2 separate regions of the Homo sapiens genome follow, and region 2 is linked to region 1. A link is a loop called in an ENCODE intact Hi-C map of the cell type or tissue named here. Cell type or tissue: left ventricle myocardium inferior. All regions are shown on one strand.

The links. A loop is a pair of places that touch in the nucleus more often than their neighbours do. Peaks named below come from ENCODE experiments on the same cell type or tissue, not always from the same donor. Only the 100,000 strongest peaks of a DNase experiment are listed, where the experiment ranks them.
Region 2: it touches region 1 in a loop (4-fold over the local background); 3 of 110 quality-filtered maps call a loop at or near these places.

The regions. Positions count from the first base shown.
Region 1 is chr16:68,145,150-68,150,149 of GRCh38, forward strand. All of the region lies in intron 3 of NFATC3 (nuclear factor of activated T cells 3), which reads left to right. Among named protein-coding and RNA genes, the nearest start is that of NFATC3, 62 kb to the left of the region's middle. In left ventricle myocardium inferior, no CTCF peak of the experiment used is centred here; no DNase peak of the experiment used is centred here; H3K27ac peaks cover 2,335 bases.
Region 2 is chr16:68,227,434-68,232,433 of GRCh38, forward strand. NFATC3 (nuclear factor of activated T cells 3) reads left to right here. Exons shown (of 10, transcript NM_173165.3): 10 at 1-1,826. It overlaps ESRP2 (epithelial splicing regulatory protein 2), which reads right to left. Exons shown (of 15, transcript NM_024939.3): 8 at 4,938-5,000; 9 at 4,813-4,855; 10 at 4,369-4,670; 11 at 4,049-4,261; 12 at 3,745-3,943; 13 at 3,408-3,594; 14 at 2,956-3,121; 15 at 1,600-2,882. The coding sequence ends at 2,793. Among named protein-coding and RNA genes, the nearest start is that of MIR6773, 3.6 kb to the right of the region's middle. RefSeq lists an enhancer at 4-53. In left ventricle myocardium inferior, CTCF peaks have their summits at 2,157 (motif pointing left) and 2,357; no DNase peak of the experiment used is centred here; H3K27ac peaks cover 1,339 bases.

The DNA of each region.
Region 1 (5,000 bases):
TGTGATAGGGTCTGGCTCTGCAGATTGCACATCACCCAGGCTGGAGTGCAGTGATGCGATCTCAGCTCACTGCAACCTCAGACTCACAGGCCCAAGCCGTCCTCCAATCTCAGTCTTCCTAGTATATGGGACTACAGGTGTGCGCCACCATGCCCAGCTATTTTTATGTTTTTTGTAGAGATGGGGTTTCACCATCTTGTCCAGGCAGGCTGGTTTTGAACTCCTGAGCTCAAGCGATTCATCCACTTCAGCCTTCCAAAGTGCTAGGATTACAGGCATGAGCCTCCACGCCCTGCTGCACTTTATTTTTAATAGCCCAAGGTTATAAACAAACCAAATACACGAATAAACTCTGGTGTATCCATACAATGTACTACCACTCAGCAATATAAAAGAATAAACTGTTGATACATGCAACAACTTGGACAGTTCTCCATAGACTTATGCTGAGTGGAAAAAAGTCAATATACTATATGATTCTATTTATGTAATATTTTCAAAATGACAGAACTGTAGAGATGGACAATAGATTGGTGCCAGGAAACAGGGTCAGGTTGAGGGGTGCAAATATGAAGGGGTGGCCCAAGAGAATTTCTTCATATCTTGACTGGGGTAGTAGTTATTTGAATCTATATATGGGATAAAATTGCATAAAACTATATACACACATACAAATGAATGCATGTAGAACAATGACAACTGAATAAGACCTGTAGTCTAGTTAGCAGTATTGTATCAGTGTCAATGTCCTGGTTTTGATACTGTGCTAACTACAGTTCAATATTGTGGGTATATGTACTGTATTATAGTTGGGGGAAACTAGGTGCAGGGTACATGGGGCTATAGTATCCCTTGTCTGCTTGGGATCAGAAGTCAGAAGTGTCTTAGATTTTGGATTTTTTCAAATTTTGGAATATTTCCAGAATACATACTGGTTGAGCATCCCTGATTCAAAAATTTGAATTCCAAAATGTTCCAGTGAGCATTTACTTTGGGTGTCATATCAGTGCTCAGAAAGTTTCAGATTTTGGAGCATTCTGGATTTTCAGATTAGGGATATTCAACCTGTAGTACATATACATACTATTTTTGCAACTTCCTATGAGTCTAATTATTTAAGAAGAATAAAAGTTTTAGCCAGGTGTAGTGATGTGATTCTGTAATCCCAGTTACTTGGGAGACTGAGGCAAGAGGATCACTGCTTGAGCCCAGGAGTTTAAGGCCAGCCTGGGCAACATAGCAAGACCTTGTCTCCCAAAAGAAAAAAAAAAAGGATTTTTTTTAAAAAGCTTATATATTATACAGTGGTAAGTTTTATTAAGGTATACATATTTTGAATCTTATCCCAAAAGTTACTGAAATTTGAAAAATGAAGTTTGTATTATTTTTTCATTTTTATGCATACTTTCATTTTAAGCAATTTATATTATAGAAATTTAATTTTGTATTTTTAGTATTTCTACAATGTGTTGTCATGGGTCTAATATATTTAGAGCCCATTCCCCCAACTAATCAGCAGAACTGATAATGGAACTGCTCTTATTGAAGTTGCTGTAGTCTGTCCTGTAGTGACCTTCAGGCTTTAACCCTCCAGCTTTAGTTAAATTAAGCAGGCACAGACCTTTGCTATGGAAACGATACAGAAACATAACAAACAACTTGGCTTACTTTCTTCTGCGAAGCAGAGGGTGGACTGAAGAGATTACTGATACTGGTGAAAGTTTTTAGAGACTAGTGTTAACAGTAGTAGTAATTTATTTATTGCCTACAACATAAATGCTTCTCTGGAAATCAGATGGGATAATAGTCTAATTAGTTTATTTGATCTTCCTTTAAAAGTCTCTCAGATAGAAAGGCATAGCCCTATTTTTCTTATGGTATTATACATCTGGAACAGATGTTGGTCAAAATATGTGTTATGAAATATATTCCCTTTGAAATCTTATATGAGTGATTACCTTCCCCCAACATCAGTTTATTTTATCAAAGTATAAAAAGCAAGTGGCTTATGACTTTGTGAAGCTCTTATACATGTCAGCCATCTAATATGACTAGGATTCTTTGGTATAGAGTACTTGCCAGTATGTTATTTGATATCTGGATAACTTAATAGGTAATAGCAAACTTTTTTATTTATATTCTCTATTTTAGATTTAACTACCTCATTTTGACGAGCTACTTTAATGCCTATAATTTTTTTGTTGGTTTTTTCTTTTTCTATATAAGAGCAAATTGCCTACAGTTCTTTTAGAAATAATGTATTGACTAACTTCATGAGTTATTTTGCTTCACCAAATTGTACTCTGTTATTCTAAAATTTATTCTTTCAACAATGATTGAATGCCTGTAATGTGCTAGGCGCTCTGCTAGGCTCTGGAGATAACAAGATGGATACTGTCCTCTTCACAGTGCTCACAGGCAAGTGGTAAAGTTGTTGCTGTTTATTTCTCCACTTGATGAACAGTTGGTCATGTAGAATAATTTGTTAAATTTATGATTAAACATGAAAGAGCAACAGGTATACCAAAAAGGAATGACTAATCACTGAATAGATGAATGTGAGGAAGTTGCCTAATCATTGTTAGCTTCAGATTATCTGTGAACTGAAAAAAAAAAAAAAAAAAAGACATATAGTCCACAGGAGTTTTTGGATGCAGTGAACTATAACCACTCTCTACCTTCATTTTTTTTTACCTCTGGGTATAAATCTGGATGAATCTCACGTGGCATTATTACTTACCCCATCTGCCGCCAGATAAACCAAAAGAGTAATGGCTGAAATTTGTTTTTGCACAGATACACATAAAATATATGCCCAAACTTTTCCAGTTTCCTTTTAGCTATTGATTTATTTAGGATTTATTTATTTATTTATTTAGAGATGGAGTTTTGCTCTTGTTTTGCACTCCAGGCTGGAGTGCAATGGCGCGATCTCGGCTCACTGCAACCTCCGCCTCCTGGGTTCAAGCGATTCTCCTGCCTCAGTCTTCCTGAGTAGCTGGGATTAGAGGCATTCGCCACCATGCCCGGCTAATTTTGTATTTTTAGTAGAGATGGGGTTTCTCCATGTTGGTCAGGCTGGTCTCGAACTCCCGACCTCGGGTGATCCACCTGCCTAGGCCTCCCAAAGTGCTGGGATTACAGGTGTGAGCCACCGTGCCTGACCTAGGCTTTATTTTTGTTATTGTGATGATATTGACATTTTATAGTTTTATGGAATAGTTTCCATAATTAAAGCTTTGAAATTTATTAATTTTACACTAAAATGTGTAAAAAAATTACAAATGAGAATACTGATAGATTTCTTGACTACATAAAAATTAAAATATTTACAGAAAATGGAAACATAAATGTAATAAATTGAACAGGTTTACTTTCACTAAACATAAGACAGCTGTAGCTTAAGCCTGCTGGCAGGTGAGAAAGAACCAATAAGCAAGCAGCACAAGTCATTTTGCATCTGAGAACTCTGGAAAGGTTCAGGAATTTGACGTACTGGATATCTCTGAAAGTGGGATGTGAGGTGAGACTGAAAACAAGAAGATTGGATAAAAAGTCTATAAAAGAAGGAGTTAAGACCGGGCACGGTGGTTCACACCTGTAATCCTAGCACCTTAGGAGGTTGAGGCGGGTGGATCATTTGAGGACAGGAGTTTGGGACCACCTGGCCAACATGGTGAAACCCTGTCTCTACTAAAAATACAAAAAAATTAGCCGGGCATGGTGGCTCATGCCTGTAGTTCCAGCTACTCAGGAGGCTGAGGCAGAAGAATTGCTTGAACCTGGGAGGTGGAGGTTGCAGCACCACTGCACTCCAGCCTGGGCAACACAGCGAGACTCCATCTTAAAAGAAAAAAAAATTAAATTGAATTTAAAAAGGACTTAAATTTCCCAGATGTTTCTTTCCTGTGTGGTACAGCCTAGTGATAATGCCTGTCTTACCCTGAGAGAATCTGGTGATTCTATAGAGAGAATGAAGTGGAGGTTCTAGATTCTAGGAGAGCTAAAGGCTAGGCTTAATGATCTGTTCTTAAAATGGGGTGGGGGCGGAAGGGAAGGCATAATGGAAGTCTGCATACTGAAGAGTGAGACCTCTGACCATTTTATTAGTTCCCACAATGCTTGCAATAGGTTTACTATGCTCCCTAGGCAGAAGACTGCAGGATGTGTTTTAGGCAAACTCACTGGTCCAGTAGAAGAGACCTGTAGATTCTAAGAAATAAACTTTACTTTTAACATGTTTAAATTACTGTTACTTTGGATTTTTGTTTATGCAGCCAAACTTAATCCTAATATAAAAGGCAATTATTAACTGTAACCAAATAAGTTGTATGAAAAAGGAAATATAATTAAAATACACTACAAGGCTGAGCTGCAAGTAACATGTATCCAGTTATAATGCAAACACTGAAAGTTCAAAAGATAATATATCTAACCTTGAAAAACATTAGGAAATAGCAGTATTAACATGTTCCTTAGAAATATGGAAGTAAGTTCCAAAAGAAACAGTGAAAAGGGTTACAAATGGTTCCCTTCTGAGGAGCAGAAATTGATCCAGAATTGGTGATAAATGGAAAACAAAACCATATTTATAACTTGTAAGGCAGACAAAGGGTTAATATGCTTAGTATATCTAAAGGGCTTGTAAAATTAATAATACTAAAATAGAAACAGAAAATGAGCAAATCATATAAACAGCCACAAAGGGGAAAAGTTGTCTGTGTAGACTATTACCACTTCTCTGTTCTTTGCTTTTTTGATAGGTTAGAAGTAGTTTTCTTATTTATTTGATATTTAATAAGATTGAGCATTTTTCCATTTATTTATTAGCTGTTTTTCCCTGCTTTATATGCTCTACTTATATCCTTTGAGAAGGGTAGTTGGAATTACGATTTGTCATCTTCCTTGAATCTGGAATTGTTTCTGCAGTATGAATTATAATAAAGAATCTTGCCCGTTGCAAAACATTATTATAAACCTTTGGTGGTTATATCCTGAGG
Region 2 (5,000 bases), 82 kb after region 1:
AGTTCTAACTCTAGCTAGAGGCCAGGCTGTGTGCAGAGCTAAAGCACAAATGAGCAGTACATCAGCATGGGCAGAGAAAATACAGGACTCCAGATGGGAAGGTTTTAAGAGTCACACTGGCATGGAAGGCTTATCTGCCATTCTATTTATAGCCTGAAATGATTCTGGCCTACCCTGTCCTGTCTGTATGATCTAAAAACCAGCCTTTTCCCCAGAAGGCTCTGAGCACATCCAGAAGTGATAACCTGACCCTCCACACCAAAGACACCCTGGTGCTGCTGCTGGTGAGACTGGTGTCCAAGGCAGGGCCCAGCAGAAACTGCAGCCTGCTGTCTACCAAAGGAGGTACCCGAGTTGGGTACTTTAAAAAAAAAAAAAACCTGCCCTTACCCCTCTCCCTAATGGGATTTTTTTTACCTGTTCCTGGGCCCATTACAGAGCCTCTGAAGTTTGCAGTATGCTTTCAAATGAAATAATATACTTCCATTGATTCAGGAAGCAGATTTTTTGAGTGCCTATATGTGAGACAGTGTGCTGGTTGAAGGCCTGATGCTGTTATTCCAGGAGACTGCAGGCCCTTGATGCCAGGACTCTCTCTACTAAGGCCAGTTCAGGTCTGGGAAAGGGAGCTGGCCTATTGCCCACCACCTGTTGTCAGTAGGTTAGGAGCTGTTGACTCAGGATGAGGAAGTATGGTCTTTAAAAAAAACAAAATATATTTTAGATTTCTCCCCTAAAGTTAGTTAGAGAAAAAGGTCTATTCTTCAGCAGATCACTGTGGCCCCTCTTGGAGCTGGGTGTTTTCAAATTTTCTTGAAAAGTGAGTTGTGTCACAGAATGTGGATAGTGAGATTTGCTTCTGGGCCTGTGGTTGGACGCCCACAGCTTCCTTTGGAGGGGCAAGAAGTTGGCCTCTCGGTTGACATTCCAGAGAAATGGCCAGACTTGCCCCTACCCTTTTGCCCCTGGTGTAGCTGCCTCACATGAGGTTATTGCAAGAGTTCCCCTTGCAATACCCTTTGTGCCCTCAAGAATTAAAAGCCTCTATGATCCAGAGTTGCTATGCACCAAATTTTGATGCCTTCTAAATACCTTGATGCCTGTAGCACTAGAAATGCTTTCCTATTTAAAATAAACATTAAATTTTAAAATAGAGCTTTGTATACTATGTAAGCAGTTTTATATCAGCTTTGTAAAAGCTTTGGTGTTAAGAGTCAATATTTTTTGGCTTTGTAGATAAAGACTTAAATTTTTGTGCAACATAGTGGTGTTAAAGCACACATCCATTGGACTATGCAAATCAATTTCTACTAGCAGCACTGAGCAACTGGGCACGTGCTAGTACGCACCCCCTCCTACTCTAACTGTGCTAGCTCTTGGGTTGAGGAATGGAATGGGTAGCCTTCTGCTTACTGGAGATGCACAGAGAAACATGGCTGAAAACAGCTTTAAAAAGAACATGTCTTTGGGTTCATGTGTGGTGCTGCTGCCCGGGTGTAAACTATCCCCACCCAGGGCCAGCCATTATCACCAGACCTCTTCTGGGCCTGGCTGTGAAGCCCTGTTTTTGGTATTCAGAATGGATCTTTAAGGCTCAGATGGGCTCAAATTGAAACCTTGTGTTTTATAAAATGGATGTTTAGTAAAGGAACTGGTTCTCAGTTATGTTTACAGCACTTGGAATTGTGTGTTCTTGTACATTTTGTATTTTAAAACCTTTTATGGGAGTGCAGTGCTCCTTACACAAATACAAAGGGAAGAAGAGCCAGCAGTTGAGGCTCCTCAGTTTTAGTGCTGAAATAATAAACAGTGACAGGTCAACAGTATCCTTAATCTGTCTGAGTGTTCCTCCGCCTGGGGTTGGTGTGGAGCCCCTCACTTTGGGGCAAAGTTAAGGGTCCTGTGTCTTTTAAAAAGTCCATTTGGTCAATAACTTTTCATTTAAGGAAGAGAAGATCGAGTTCCAAATTGCTTCCGAGGCTTCAGTTCTGTACCATTTAATGCGTGCAAAGGACATTCCATGGTGTCTGCTGGGTTCAGGGCAACTGGCTTTCCCAAGGCATACAAGAAAAGTTGGCAGAAAGTCCTCCCCTTTAAAATTCAAGCCTGAAGGTTTTGTGTGGGGGCCTACTGCCCCCTAATGTCTTCTGGTGATACTGCAGCACAGTCCATCAAAATAGTTTGTGGTTTTGCCATCTGTTACTCCTTATGCCCACCTGGAGAGGGGCTAGCATCTTTAGGTGGGACCACCCCTGGCACAACATGGTCTCTGAGGTCCAGATACTCTGAGGGTAGGGGCTGGCTCTCTCTGCCTCCCTATCCCCTACAAGAGGGACAGGGAGAGGTAGAACATTGGGATCTTTACTCAGAGGCTCAGATGGACCCTTGATTCTCCCAGGAGTCATACATTGAAGGTACCAGAGCTTCCATTTTATAAAAGAAAGCAAGCCTGCCGTGGACCTGTCAGCCCCACGATATCTGTCGGCATGGGCCACAGCCAGGACAGACTTAAGGGCTCTCCAGGTGCCAGTCAAGATGCCTGGCTCAGGCCATCAGGAGCTGGTTAGCCCCATTCCACCCCCAGCCCTGCATGCAGGGTCCAGCCATTGTCTTTGGGGGAAACAGGCAGAATAAGTGGAGGATGGAGCTGGGGCTTGGGCTCCTCTAGGTACCTTCTGAGAGCTTTGACAAGCCAGAAAGAAGCTACCAGGTTGAGGGTGCTGGTCTTCTGGACTCAGGAGAGACATGTTCGCCGAGGATATCAGCTGGCTCTTACCTCCTGGCTTTCTCTCCTACAAACACACCCATTCCTTGGGGGCTTGTAACACAGTGCGAGGTGGGTCACCAACAGGCATCAGACTGGTGTAGTCATCAGCGGGTAGCTACAGAAGGGACACAGATTTAGGGCAGAGAGCTCAGCCAGACCCGCCAGGCCCTCCGGCCACACAATCTCACCTGGTAGGCCTGGAAGACGCTGAGCAGATCCTTCATACCAGCCGTGTATGGGACACCCTGCATGCGGACCAAGGCTCCTGACTGGGACAACACTGAGGTGGGAGCAGAGGCCAGGGCAGCAGTGGGTGTAGTGAGGTAGCCCACAGTGGTGGGGGAGACTGGGGGGCTAGGGTGGGAGAGACAAGGTTTAGTCATGCATGCCACCTGTGGCCTAGACCGAGACCTGTTTCCCTCCTCCCTTGTTTCTGCCTTGTGCTTAATTCAGTTCCTCCCTGAAGCCCCAGCCTCTACAGAGTCATTTTCGATCTGTTTTGTAGATGGCATTAGCCAGCTGCCACCTTACTCCCTTGTCATCTCAAGGGAGGAGTTATCTGGTCCAGAAAGGGGATCGTGACCTTTCCCCAGATTGGGACAGGGAGTGGGACTGTGATATTCTCTTAGCTGCAGGGTACCTTGGGTAGTAGGCTGTGTAGTTCAGGTAGAGTTGAGTGGCTGGCCCTGGATAGTAGGCAACAGGGGTGGGGGCAGCAGGCACCCTGGCAGCTGGGAGCAGTGCTGAAGAGGGGTATAGAGCTGCCGTCTCCGTGGGAATGAGCGTTGGGGTGGCTTGGAAGGTGGTGTAGGTAGGTGGTGAGAGGCCTAGAGACGGAAGTAGAAAGTGCATGTGCACGGAGCCCAGCACTGCCCTGGGTGGGGTAGCCAGAAAGGAGTCCCCGCTATAGAAGGTAGGGGCTTACAACAGCCTGGCTACCACAGGCCTCCTCCTCCCCTAGCCCCTAGGGCACTCACAGGGCAGCTTGCAGGGTGGAGGGGACATGCCACTGCGGCCCAAGGTGCCCCCCATCAGCACTCGGCTCATCTCCTCTGTGGAACAGGGGACCACCTCCACGTAGCGCTCCTTCATCACCTTCTTATGGCAACGCTGAGCAGCAGCTAGGGCTCGCTCTGCTGATGTCATCTGAATGAAGGCATCGCCCGATGGCCGGCCCTGTGCACACCATCTTGTGAGCAGTTTGTCATGTGTAAGAGTGCCTTACCCCTAACACACACCCCTTCCTATTTATGTGTTCCCCCTACCAAGCAGTGGCTTCACCTGCTGGTTGAGCACCATGTGTACACCGTGGGGCCGAATGTCAGCTGCTGCCTCCCCCAGAAAGCTCAGGATGTCTTCAATGGTGGCCGTGTAGGGCAGGCCTCGGAGGCGTACACAGTCCCTCCCAGTCCCAGGTGCCAGTGGGAAGGGGATGGGCAGCAGTGGGGCAGTCAGTGTAGGAAGGAGTGGGCCGGATGCATAGCGGTTCAAGACCTAGTAAGGAAGGCAGCAACAGGCTGGTCATGCCAAGTAGGGCAGGGACACAGAGGGCCGCCCTGGAGTAACAGTACATCTGGGGGTGGGGAGCCCTGGGCGCTCACCTGCTGCACTTCGGCTGCAGTGCTCCGGAAGAGTTCAATGTATCGCTTACCCAGCATGCCCTTGTGCCTGCGCAGTGCAGCCTGTGCCAGCTCCTCACAAGCAAAGAGGGCGAAGGCATCACCAGTCGGCCGGCCATCAGGATGGCGCACAAAGAGCAGCCCCTCGGTACCCCCAGTCACTGGGCACTCTGGCCCCAGGAAGCCAAGCACGTCCGTTGGCCCAGCCGAGAAGGGCAGTCCCCGCAGCCGCAGGATCACTTGGTCTTCCCGTGACAAGAAACGAGCCACCTCTAGTGATGTGCCTGTGTATGAGAGTCGCCTGCTGACTTCACTCATGCTCCTCCAGACACTCACCCATGCAGGGGAGCAGGCAGGCAAGGGGTGGTGGGGAAGTGAAATGGATCAAGAACCAGGGGAGCCAGGCCCTGTTTGCAGTATACTCACCCCCTGCAATCTTTACAAACTCCTCCCCTGTCGCTTTATACACCTGTGGGTACAGAGAGCAGCAGCCCATGGGTCTCAGGCCTGACTCAGATTGGCCCTGCTCCGCTCCCAGCCCAAAGCCCCACCTCAATATAGCGGACGCCCATGTGGTGCTTGTGTCTCTGCAGCGCTAGGTCCCGCTGCTCGCT